2 separate regions of the Homo sapiens genome follow, and region 1 is linked to region 2. The links are chromatin loops, found by intact Hi-C in ENCODE. Cell type or tissue: Panc1. All regions are shown on one strand. Links, peaks and the distances in the headings refer to the core of each region. The heading gives the core; the rest is flanking DNA.

The links. Hi-C counts contacts between places; a loop is a spot of excess contacts. Peaks named below come from ENCODE experiments on the same cell type or tissue, not always from the same donor. Only the 100,000 strongest peaks of a DNase experiment are listed, where the experiment ranks them.
Region 1: a loop joins it to region 2, with 4 times the contacts of the local background. A loop is called at or near these places in 1 of 110 quality-filtered maps.

What each region holds. Positions count from the first base shown.
Region 1 is chr18:70,293,448-70,299,744 of GRCh38, reverse strand. All of the region lies in intron 1 of SOCS6 (suppressor of cytokine signaling 6), which reads right to left. Among named protein-coding and RNA genes, the nearest start is that of SOCS6, 7.6 kb to the right of the region's middle. In Panc1, for the core only: no CTCF peak of the experiment used is centred there; no DNase peak of the experiment used is centred there; H3K4me3 peaks cover 2,056 bases; H3K27ac peaks cover 2,500 bases.
Region 2 is chr18:70,451,667-70,457,963 of GRCh38, reverse strand. No RefSeq gene overlaps it. Among named protein-coding and RNA genes, the nearest start is that of LINC01910, 70 kb to the right of the region's middle. In Panc1, for the core only: CTCF peaks have their summits at 2,869 and 3,069 (motif pointing right); a DNase peak (open chromatin) is centred at 3,073; H3K27ac peaks cover 2,272 bases.

The sequences.
Region 1 (6,297 bases), core at 1,165-3,664, 160 kb after region 2:
TTCCTATATCTTTGGGATTTCCTGAGATAGAAATATTTTTTATTGTTCAAAACAAGCCCCTTTCAATCACAACTGTTAATGCTAACGCTGTGATTAAAAGCGGCCCTCCTAGATGGCCTCTGGATGGGGCTGGTCACCCAGAGACCCAGTGCCTAGAGTGTGGAACTTTCAGCACCGACCCCCCGTCCCTATCCTGAAGAGAAATGAAGAGAAAAGGAAAGGATTAGAGATTGAGTTCTACAGAAACTCTAACTACAAGATTCGGGGACCTTGCACACACAAGGGTGAGCTGGGCAGGAGGCCACCCTAGGAGGGCACAGAAACTCCACGTCCCCCCGTGCTTGCTCCGTGCACCTCTTCTACTGGGCTGTTGCTGAGTTGTGCCCTTAATAATAATGTTTTCCTGAGTTTTATCCAGCAAATTATCTAATCTGAGGAGGTAGTGGGAACCCCTGATTTGTAGCCAGTCGGTCAGAAGTATGAGAGGCCTGGGACTTGTGACTGGCATCTGAGGACGGGGCAGTCTCATGGGACTCAGCCCGTTGCCTGTGGGGACTGTACTTACTCTGGGTAGGGTCTGAATTAACTGAAATGTTGGACTCAGTTTTCTTTTTTTGTTTTTAAGACGGAGGGTCGCTCTTGTTGCCCAGGCTGGAGTGCAATGGCATGATCTTGGCTCGCTGTAAGCTCCACCTCCCGGGTTCAAGCGATTCTCCTTCCAGCCTCCCAAGTAGCTGGGATTACAGCATGTGCCACCGTGCCTGGCTAATTTTTGTATTTTTAGTAGACACGGGGTTTTGCCACGTTGGTCAGGCTGGTCTCGAACTCCTGACCTCAAGTGATCCGCCCACCTCGGCCTCCCAAAGTGTTGGGATTACAGGTGTGAGCCACCGCACCCAGCCTGGACACTCAGTTTTCACACTGAAGAAGTGGTTGTTGGTGTTGGAAACACATCACAAGAAATAAATCAGCCTTTTATCTTTACCACTGTGTGTATCAGGCCTGAGACTCCTATGAAATAACTATGACACTTTTCAACAAATTAATATAGGTATCTTAACTCTAAATCAGTGGAGACCTGGGCAACATTGATAATGGAAATCATTTGCACACTGAAAAGACAGCACCCCAACTTACTACTAGTAAGATCCTTAATGATGTCCACATCTGCAACCTTATTGGCTAAGGTATAATTACAGTTGGTGGCTTAGAAACAGCTATTGTAATACTTTCTGATATATATATAATACATCCTGACCTCCAGAATGATAAATGTAAAATACTATCTTATATATAGTTCTTTTAATACCATTCACCTATATATGATTATAGCTGACAATGACAAATTAAAAAACAATTATTTAACATTTTAATGTAAACAAAATTATTTTAACTAAAAATATAGCAAATTCCCTAAAAATCTCACCACATTAATTGTCTATGAAAAAGAATGACCTCATGAATTATAAACTACCAAGTAGGTAAGATTCTTTCAGAATTTGACAAATTATGAACAAAGATGTTTTGTTTTTATTCTGTACTGTAGCAAAGTGTTTTAATAGTTTCTTCATTGCTTTAAGATTAAAAGTAATTTGTTTATATATTAAAATATCTTAAATGTAATGAACTACTAAAGCAAAAATATCTAACTTGTGAAAGGCAACATGCATGTAAAACTAACTGAAAAATAACACAACTGTTATGACTGCTCTCAGAGCCTTCAGATCAACACAAAAGCTCTAATTTAAAGAGCAATTTGCCCATTATTCAAATGCTTTCACATAGAACATACAAGATTTTGTCATTCAATTTGCAGTAGAGAATTTGAGTTTTCAGTTAAAATAATCTTTTCCCCATTTCTAAAGTACATCCAAATGAAGAATGGAGTTTTAAATAGCAGATTTGGGGAACAAAAAGTAATCCACATGAAATTTGTTATTAAATGTACATTAAGAGCCAACATAAACTTCATTCATTGATCATTAGCGCTGAAGGGAATCTTGGAAAGCAATAATTATTCAATTTAATAATATATCCCTATTAAGCAAACAATATAAAAATCTTACAAAATGAAAAGATTACTTGTATTATAAAACAATAATCTGATTGCCAAAAGTAACCATTTATTGTGGGTTCCCAAAGATGCGATCTCTTGATGCTTTTAAAATAGTCCAAATTAAAATAATTATGTTACCACCCACTACAGATCAGCAGGCATTTCATCGACTAAGTTAATTGAACTCAGTGACACAGATGTGGCTTCATGAGAGCACTAACTGAAAACACTACTTTTATTTAAAGAAAAAAATAGATCTGGTTTTCCCAAAAACGAAGGGTTTAATATTCACTGATGCTAGCAAAACAAACAAAAACTGTTGAAAAGAAGGGAAAAAAAAACCCTCCTGATTAAACATACACTTCTTTATCTCCATCATTCCCCAAAAACACAGGAACGAAGAAAATCACAAAGCGAATTACGGCAGATGACAACAGTGTTAAGTGGCTAAAACAAACTGGAGTAAACCAAAATCTAAGACTGCTGGAAAGGAAGACGACGAAAAACCAGCCTGAGAAAAGGTTTCACAAATCTGAACTGAGAGGCGGATGCTATTTGTTTAAAAAAGAGGGGGTGAGGAGAACAGTTAGAAAACAAAACTCCCACAGCCAAAAAGTAAACATTCAATAAAAGAAAAATTGAGGGAACTCCCCTCCAAAGAACAACAACAACAACAACAACAACAGACAAGAAAAATGGAGAAAAAAGCTAAGAAAATAAGTAGACGGATTTAGGAGTTCCTATGTCCAATGAAGAAGAGCTTAAGACAGAAAAAAAAAAAAGAAAGAAAATGAGAAAATGAAAGGGAAGAAATTATAAAAGTCATTTTAATAGTTTTTCTAGAACTGAAAAACATAAGTTTATAGACTGAAAAGCTCTGTGGAATGCTCAGCACATCCAAAGTAGAAAAGAACAATCACCAGACCCACCATGGTAAAATGTTAGTATTTAGGCAATAACACAAAAGTCCCCCAAAAGCTTCCAGGGGGAAAAGAAATGGCTTACAACTGCCTGGGAAACTGGCGGCATGTGACTTAACAGTAACACTGAAAACCGGACGACAACGGAGCAATGCCTGCAATATTCCAAGAGGAAACACACTTACAACTATGACCCCCACTGACAGTTCAATGACTCTCCTTGTGCCCTTGCATGCGTCTGGAATTCTTGCAGGGACTAGGCCTGGTTCTGGCCTATGGTGACCAGCGTGCGACCTGCAGATACACCCACATCCGCCATGGGGACAACAGACAGGAACTGTAGGTGAAAGCAGATTGGACCCAAAGGAAGAGGCCAAGGGAGGCGGCGTCCACAGCAGACTTTGTGAAAGCAAGACACAGACCTCTATTCATGCACTGAGATTTCAGAGTTAATTTGTCACTGCCAAATAACTTATTTGATCTGAACTAAAATATTAACCTGAAATTTTATACACAGCCAGGCATACACCAAATACTTAGAACATAGACATTTTCTGACACACAAGGCTCAAAAAAAAAGTCATCTTCCCCATCACCTTTCACAGGAAGTCACTATGAGGATGAGCTTCATCATATCAAGGCGGTAAACTAAGGAACTGAAAACAAGGAACCCCACTTGGGAAGGAGAAAAGAATTTCTAAGTTGACGGTAGAGGCTCCTGTGATTCGTCCTGTTTTAGATACTGTTCCTGCCTTCTGTATCTTTCTCCAATCAAACACACGTCACCCTGCAAGAGCCAGCTCAACTGTAACATCCTCCAGGAAGACACGAATCCAAACTCCCCAGTTCCCAGGATTAAATTAAAACCTTAAGCATCAACAGCAAGAAGGGCTGCATACACCAGAGTCCACTCTGAAATCGACTACTAATGTGGTGTGTGACTCTGGGCAGATGACACCCTGCTTAGACCCAATTTCCTCATCTGTGCAAGGACGAAGATAATCTATAATCAGAGCAGTTCCTTCTAGCTCTAAAATGCAGTAATTCTGCTGCAAATATATAAAATCACTAAAATCCTACTGAAATTCTCTGCACTGGTATTTGCTTACATTTTCTGCCAGTCTGTGATATTTGGCAATAATGTTATTTCCTAAATATGTCACTTTTCTTTTTTAACTTTAAAAGCAATGTCAACAAACAAAAATGACTATTGTCTGAGGGATGGTAATACATTACTGAAAACCAAAATTAAGCTTTAAAAACAAACACCATTATTATACACATCACAACAAACTTTAAACAAGTAACATACAGATACAGTAAAAATCTACCAGTAAGAATTCATCTGACTTTCAAAGCATGCTAACCCAGCTGCTTCAACCATCTAGCATATTATTGATATGGTCAGAACAATGTGTACCACAAAAATCACTGTAAGTGCCACCATAAACAGCACCAAATAATCAGCTACCCAGAGCGCTGGGTAAAAATACCTTGTCTAAAGATTAACACTGAACTATTGAAATTGTTTTTGATGGAAATCTTATCTAATAGGAGCCATACATTCCTGTCTTCAAAAAGGTATTTTAAGCACAAGTGTGTATATTAAGTATAATCTCAGACTGTCACAAACTGCTGTATATAAATGGATGCCTCTCCAGATGACCAAATTTATCTGCTGGAAAATTTCAGGATGGCATAATGACACCATTAGGACTTACTGATGTTCAGATTACTGCCTGCCTTCCAGGCCTTCAGATATATCCTGTCTTCTTTCTTTTCTTCTCTATACTCAAGAGTCCGATGCTATGGAAAATAAGATAATCATCACTCCCCAGTCTCCAAGTGTGATGCCCTTTTAACAATTTTAGAAAGTATTTTAGTGTGTTCGCTGTTAGGAGTGATAAAACAGTATCAGAACAAACATAATCAGAGCAGAAGGCTCTGCAGAGAAGGCAAGTGCGGCATCTTTTTTGTTCTCGGTCTCCCACCAATGAACTGCAATGACCCCACAGCCAGGTCAGGCAATTGCTGCTAACACTGTGACCACCTGTAATCCTTACCAGTCTAGCAGCTTGCACTAGCAATCCTTCTGAAGGCGCCCATTCACTTACTGCTTTCATTTCCATTTCTCTTGCTCTTTTGGTCTCAAACACTTTTCCCACATTAGGCTTCCTTAACAAAAACATTCAAGTCTAACACAGGTGTGGCTGATTAATCAGAATACTACTTTTGACTAGTCAGATTATGTTTTAAATTAATAGTAATAATTACTTTAAATAGGAATTATTACCATTATTATATATTATAAAAGAGGGGGTGAGGAGAACAGTTAGAAAACAAAACTCCCACAGCCAAAAAGTAAACATCCAATAAAAGAAAAATTGAGGGAACTCCCCTCCAAAGAACAACAACAAAAAAAACTGACAAGAAAAACGGACTCCTACTCAGTGGCCAGGCCCCCTGGGATGTGTCAGGGACACAGAAAAGAATTAATAGTAATAATTACTTTAAATAGGAATTATTACTATTACTTTAAAACATAATCTAACTAGTCAAAAGCAGTCAGATAAAGGAGTAGAATACTAGTGTTAAAGTATTAGCACTTGTTATATTTCAGGCACTTAATACACTAACATGCATTATCTCATTCCATTTTCTTTCTTTTTTTTTTTTTTTAAACGGAGTCTCGCTCTGTTGCCCAGGCTGGAGTGCAGTGGCACAATCTCGGCTCACCACAACCTCCACCTCCCAGGTTCAAGCAATTCTCCTGTCTCAGCCTCCCGAGTAGCTGGGACTACAGGTGTGTGCCACCATGCCCAGCTAATTTTTGTATTTTTAGTAGAGACGGGGTTTCACTATGTTGGCCAGGCTGGTCTCGAACTCCTGACCTCCTGCTCCACCCGCCTCAGCCCCGCAAAGTGGTGGGATTACAGGCGCGAGCCACCGCGCCCGGCTATCTCATTCCATTATCACACCAGCTCTGAGAGAAACATCATCATTATTATATACGTAAAGGAACAAAACCTTAAGTTTTTTTTTTTGTTTTAATCTACCCTATAAAATTGAAGTGCTGAAATTCAAACCTAGATCTGCATCCCCATGAGAGACTGTCTTCCTTAGTTAGCATGGAGGGCTTCTAAGTCTCTGGCTTTTCTAATTCCAAAGGAGATTTTCCTTCTGGCTTAATTCTACACCAGAAAACTGAGGATACCAGGAGATTTCAGATAACTGAGGTTTCACTTCACTAAGCTATGTAAGCAGGAGAAATGGGTTTTGGGATGGTGACTTTCTATACACTATACATGACTATACTTCCAG
Region 2 (6,297 bases), core at 1,539-4,038:
TCTGAGTTGCAGGACTCCAGATAAGTCCCGTAAATTCAGTGTAATCTTACTTCTTCCTTTATAAAATGGGGATGTTGTTAACACCACAATTTAATTGGCCTCTAACTATAGGCCAGGTACAGCTCTAAGTGTCTTATTAGGTTATTCAGTGCTCACTAAAGTAGGAATCATTATTTTAGTCATTTGACACAAGAGAACCCAATACCAGAGACATTAGTGACAGAGACAATGACCCTGGTAGTGTGGTCGGCAGCCTCTGAGGTGTCCTCAGGACCCCCGGCATCCCGCTATTGCCTTCTGTTGAATGTGAGCTGGACCTAGTGCCGCACGTTTAACAAATGAAATGTGGTAAAAGTAATGGGATATCACTTTTAAGATTAGGTTACAAAAAGGCTCTAACTTCTACCTTTCTGACGGTCTTTGTTCACCCTCACTCCCTTTCTCACGCACTCTGGGAGAAGCCAGCTACCATGTTGAGAGCTGCTCAGTGGAGCACCCCATGTGACAAGAAACTGATGTCTCTGGCCAACCTGACCTGAGGCCTGCCAACAGCCACTTGAGTGAGTCTCTCAGTGGATTCTCCCCCTGCTGAGCCGTCAGATGAAGCCAGAGCCCAAGCTGACACTTTGACTGCAGCCTTGTGAGACACCCTGAGCCAGAAGAGGACCCAAGGAAACTACACCTGGATTCCTGAGCCACAGGAATCCTCTCTCTCCAAAACAGTATGCTGTTTTGGGCTGTTAAGTTTTGGGGTAATTTGTTACATAGCAACATAACTGATCGAGGTAGTAAACGGCACGCTGAATTAAAATCCAGACATTTTGATGCCAGAACCTGCCTAAAAAGAGAGAAAGGTATAGAGCAGAGTGCTGTTAAGCTCCTTATGTGATTACAGTTTGGTCATTCTCAATGCATCCTCTCCATTGCCTCTTTAAAGTCCCAATTCAAGACAAGACAGTACTTTGGAGTGAAGGGAATCCAAATTACAATTATCTTCAAGATTCTCTTCTCCAGAGTGATCACAGAGGTGGGCAGTAGCCTCCAACCATTGACAAATGTATATGAATAAGCACAGCCCATGTCCCTGATACTGTTATCAGTGGAGGATGTCCAGGTTCTTGGCGTCTTGAACAAAGAATTGGACAAAACGCACAAACAAAGCAAGGAAAGAATGAAGCAACAAAAGCAGAGATCTATTGAACATGAAAGTACACTCCACAGTGCAGGAGTGGGCCCAAGCACAGAGGCTCAAGGGCCCCGTTACAAAATTGTGGGGGGTTTAAATGCCCTCTAGAGGTTTCCACTGGTTACTTGGTGTTCGCCCTATGTAAATGAAGAGGATGAAGTAAAGTAATAAAGTCATTTACTCAGCCTACGCCTTATGTAACTGGATAGAATATTTCCTGTCATAGCTGAAGTGTGAATCGCCCTTATGTTCCCCGCCTCTATACCCTATTTTCCTGCCTCAGATACCTTCCTCTTCTAATTAGTTAAAAATACCTAAATTTATTTTATCAGGCCCCAGGATTTAATACATATGTATATATGTATATGTATACGTAATACATATATACATATGTATATATGTATATGTATACGTAATACATATATACATATGTATATATGTATATGTATACGTAATACATATATACATATGTATTAAATGTGTGTGTGTATATATATATATATATATATATATATATATATATATATACATATACTTTTCAAAAACACTCGTAGAAAGTTCTTTTAAATATAGGATTTAAGTTTTGAAAATAATCAAAGCCCACTAGCACAAATCACACTATGGACTTCCCCAATGTATGAAATTGAATTTTTAAAAAGTCAACAAAATCAGTCCTGTGGGAATATAAGGGAAGGAGCATTCATAAAAATCATGAAGCTATATCAATCAGTGGCATAGGATCAATGTGCTCTGCATGGAGAATAGTTGAGTACAATAGATTGAGTATAATGCAAAGTACTTTTGTGGGCACCACCTGACTTCCTTCTTTCCTCCCAGAAGCTGCCTTGTGAGTCACTGCCCTACTCCCCCAACCCTGGTACTCGCAGTATTTGAGGCTCATAAAGAATGAGGCCCTGAGCCTCTAAACCAATCGCCCTGATTATTTCTACAAGTAAGCATTCATTTAGTGTCCTCCAAAAGTAATATGTAATGTAGTCTGGGCAAAATTGTATTTTAAATGATCTCTGAATGACCTCCTAATCTAAATTATTCAAACAAGGCAAAACCTCGAGGGGCGTGTGGAAAAGTGGTTACAGAAATAGGAGACTATAATGGCAAAAAAGTAAGAAGTTGTCAAGATGCACTTTTAACATTAGTTTAATTACCATACCAAAATATCTAGAGTTATAGCAAAGCTCAAAACCAGATATTCAGCCCATGTGAAATGCATTAATGCTCAGTTTTAGTTCTCTGATTGAAATACGGAGGTTTTAAAAGAAATGTAAAGCCAATGCAGCTCCAATTTGCTCTAAGGTATCCGCAGCTCTCCCATATGGGATTTTCACTCAAGCAACTTAATTTCCAAATAATCTCATCCAGCATTTGAGTAGACTGTATAAGGTGTTGCACACAGTATACGTTTTAGTGGTTAATAAGAAAGCCCTCAGAATTTATTTTCTGAGTACGAATAAAGATAAAGGGAATACTGTACCATTAAGTAACAATAACAGCAATTTAAAATACTTTTGTTTTGAGAAAAGTGTATTTTAGAATTAAATATTCAAGTGTTTAAAATCAAGCAAGTGCGAAGATTTGGCACAGACTTTTGGCAGTGACTTGGTGTTCAGTGTTATTAAAATGCCTTCAATCCTCATATGAACCCCGGTCTGTTCCAAGCCACAGGCTTCATCCCTAAATTTAAAGTGGAAAGAATGGATCTTAGGCTGGACTAAATGTTAGAGTAAGAGAGAAAAGTAATTAAACTAACAACATGAAAAATAGAAGAAAATATTGTGTATAAATCAAATTAAACTTGTCCTTGAAACGTTTCAGCTACTTAGAATTAGGAAATGCATAGAATCGCCACAAGGGGGTGCTACTGATAAACCAACAACAGCCCTTCCTTGGCCATTCTCATGACTAAATAGTCCTCAAACCTCCAGCCTAGTGCACTATCAAAACCAAGTCAGACAATTCACAGCAGGAGAGGAGAGATTTTAAAACAGAAATGTGTTCAAGAACATAGATCCACAAAACAGAGCTTCAAACAAAAACAAGTTATCAAAGGGCAAACAGAAGAGAATACCAGGCCTTTTCCCTTATCCCTCATCACAGATTTAGTTATTTTAAAAAGCAATCTTTGCTGCTTTTCAAGAGAGCATTAAACTTGAAGTATATTTACTCTTCATTCTCTTTGAGGAACAATCCACTTAAAAACAACTCCGAAGCGGAATATCCCGGGGGAGTCCTTCCTGCGGACCCCCACCACCAACCCAGCCAGCCTCCAATTACATGACCCATCATTTTCATCTAAAAGTGCTGTCTTTTAACATTGCATCCTCAAGGGCTACGTAAAAAAAACCATAAGCAAACAAACAAAAGTCCTTACTCCTGAATGTTTAAAATGCAAATCGAGTTTTGAAATTCTAAGTCTTTGTTGTGCTCAGAATTACTGCCACTTTTTTTAACTTCCCTCAAGTGAAGTCACCAAAGAAAGAATGACTGAAACTTTAGTACTAAAAGTTATTCACAGTTTTATTATTGAGTTTAAAAAGCTTTTCCGGTGAATGGCAATACAAAAACAAAGGTTCTCTCACAGCACTGGGTTTTTGTCTTTTCAATGAAAGCATATTCAATTAGTAAGACCCACAATACCTTAAGATTCAATTATTTTTCAATAATTGTTTTTCATAATGAATCACAAAAGTTGTTTTCTTCCATCTTGCTAGCCTAACCTGCTATGCCCAAACCAACTACAATTTAGCTATTTGGGGTACTTCATTTCTTTTCTTGCTGCTCTGAACTTTAATGGACAAAATGTTAATTAAATAAGAATAAAGCAAAATGCATGACAGGGCCTAGCATGTAGTGGAAGCTAAATAATTATTAGTTCCTTCCCGGTACTCCCAATAGGCATCCTTTTTTGTGTGGAGGAATACATTTTCTTTTGCCTACACATAAGAATGGCTTTATCCATAGATGATGTTACCTAACTGTCTACTTGCTGTGATGGAGAATTCTGGAAGGTTCTCCCATCCGAGGATGCCTTATCGCACTGAGGGACTGCCGATGATGGATAAAGCATGGTTCTTAACTACAACAGCTTAAATAAATCCTGAGCCTGTCAAACACTGAGTCTACGCATAGAGAGTATGTGATCAAATAGGAAACTTAATGGCACAAAGTGATTGCACAACAGCACAGTGTGGAAAGGATGTGGACTTGATAGCGAGACTGATGTAAATTGAGTAACACCCTCCAGAAAGATACGTTCAAGTCCTAACTTCCATGGCTTGTGAGTGTGACATTACTTGGAAATAGGGTCTTTGCAGATGTAATTAAGGATCTCGAGGATGAGATCACTCTGTTTAGAGTGGGCCCTAAATGCATTCCTTATAAACGAAAAGGAGAGGGAGTTTAGGCACAGATCGTCACAGAGGGAGACCTCTGTGAACACAGACACAGAGATGGGTGTGAATCAGCTACAAGGCCAGGAATGCTGAGGCTTGCTGGCAGCCACCAGAAGCTGTTCCAAGAGGGAGAAGCGTGGAACAGATTCTCTCGCTGAGCCACCAGATGGAACCAACCCTGCCAACACCTTGATTTCAGACTTCTGGCCTCCAGCACCGTGAGATGATAAATCTGCTGTATGAAGCCACCTGGATTGTAGTGATTTGTTACCACAGCCTAAGGACACTAACACAAGTGACCTGGGTTCAAATCAATGCTTCCCCAGCCTGTGGCCCAGGGCATCGAACTTTAAATGTCCTCCTCTGTAAACTAGAGTTCCTATTAGCTACCTCGCAGAGAAATCAAAAAAACAGTCAAGACTGCTGTGATCCCCTCCACACCCCTTACAGCCTCTTTGACCAATGGCATGAGACTTAACATCTTGTGTCTCAGTTTCCTCATCCATAAAATGGAGGTGAAAATAGCAGCTACCTCGTAGGCTGGCGTGAGAAGTACCGGAGATGCTGCCCAGAGACCACAGGGGCGGGGCACATGAGGCCCTCGGCCCATGCAAGCTGCCTGTGCTGACCTGTTGTCATGGTGACCACCGTGGGAACTGAGCTGACCGGAAGACCAGTAAGGTTTGGGATGAGCAGGAAGCTTCCGTAGGAGAAAAAACCTGAAGTGGACGTTGAAGCAATGGTTCCATTTGGATGGGTCACAGAGAGGGATCGGCATCTGGGGCGGGGTTGGCTCAGGAACCTAAGAAAGGAGTGGGAGACGCTGTGTGCATGCATGCGCGGACCTCTCCACCTAAGCAAAGGCCCTGGAGAGCCTGGTGAGCTGAATTAAGAAGAAGGCTGGACAGCTGGGCTGAAGTTAAATTCACTAGAAACTCCACAGCGAGTTTAGACATGGGATATGGTTTGGCTGTGTCCCCACCAAAATCACACCTTGAATTGTAATCCCCGTAATCCCCAAGTGTCACAAGAGGGACCCTGTGGGAGGTAATTGAATCATGGGGGTGGTTTCCCCTAAGCTGTTTTCATGATAGTGAGTGAGATCTGATGGTTTTATAAGCACCTGGCATTTCCCCTGCTGGCACTCATCCTCTCTCCTGCAGCCCTGTGAACAGGTGCCTTCTGCCATGATTGTAAGTTTCCTGAGGTCTCCCCAGCCCCGCGGAATTTGAGTCAATTAAACCTCTTTTCTTTATAAATTACCCAGTCTCAGGTATTTCTTCCTAGCAGCATGAGAACGGACTAATACAACGTGATACAATGGAAAACGAGAAGACATTAAAATCGTTGAGTAAGGGAATAATTCACAAAACAAGGATGCTTAGGAAGGATGAACCCAGCAGGAAGGAGTAAAGCTGTGCTCCTCAAACCTTCCGTCGTGAAGGGCGAGTTTTCTTCCAATCCATCACTGACCAGTGCTGCTGTAATAGATGGTAGAAATAAATTTCTAGAACACGAAGTGGAAACAAGACCAACTACAAAAATACAAGCCAAAATTTGTATTCTTAGATCCAAACATACATAACATTGCTCTAATTGTCATAAACATTTTTGAACTCTTATCCCAATTTCTGCCTGATCATCACAGACCCACGAGGAGCCACTGGTCAGAAGACAATCCGTGGCAGAGGGCTTCTGAAG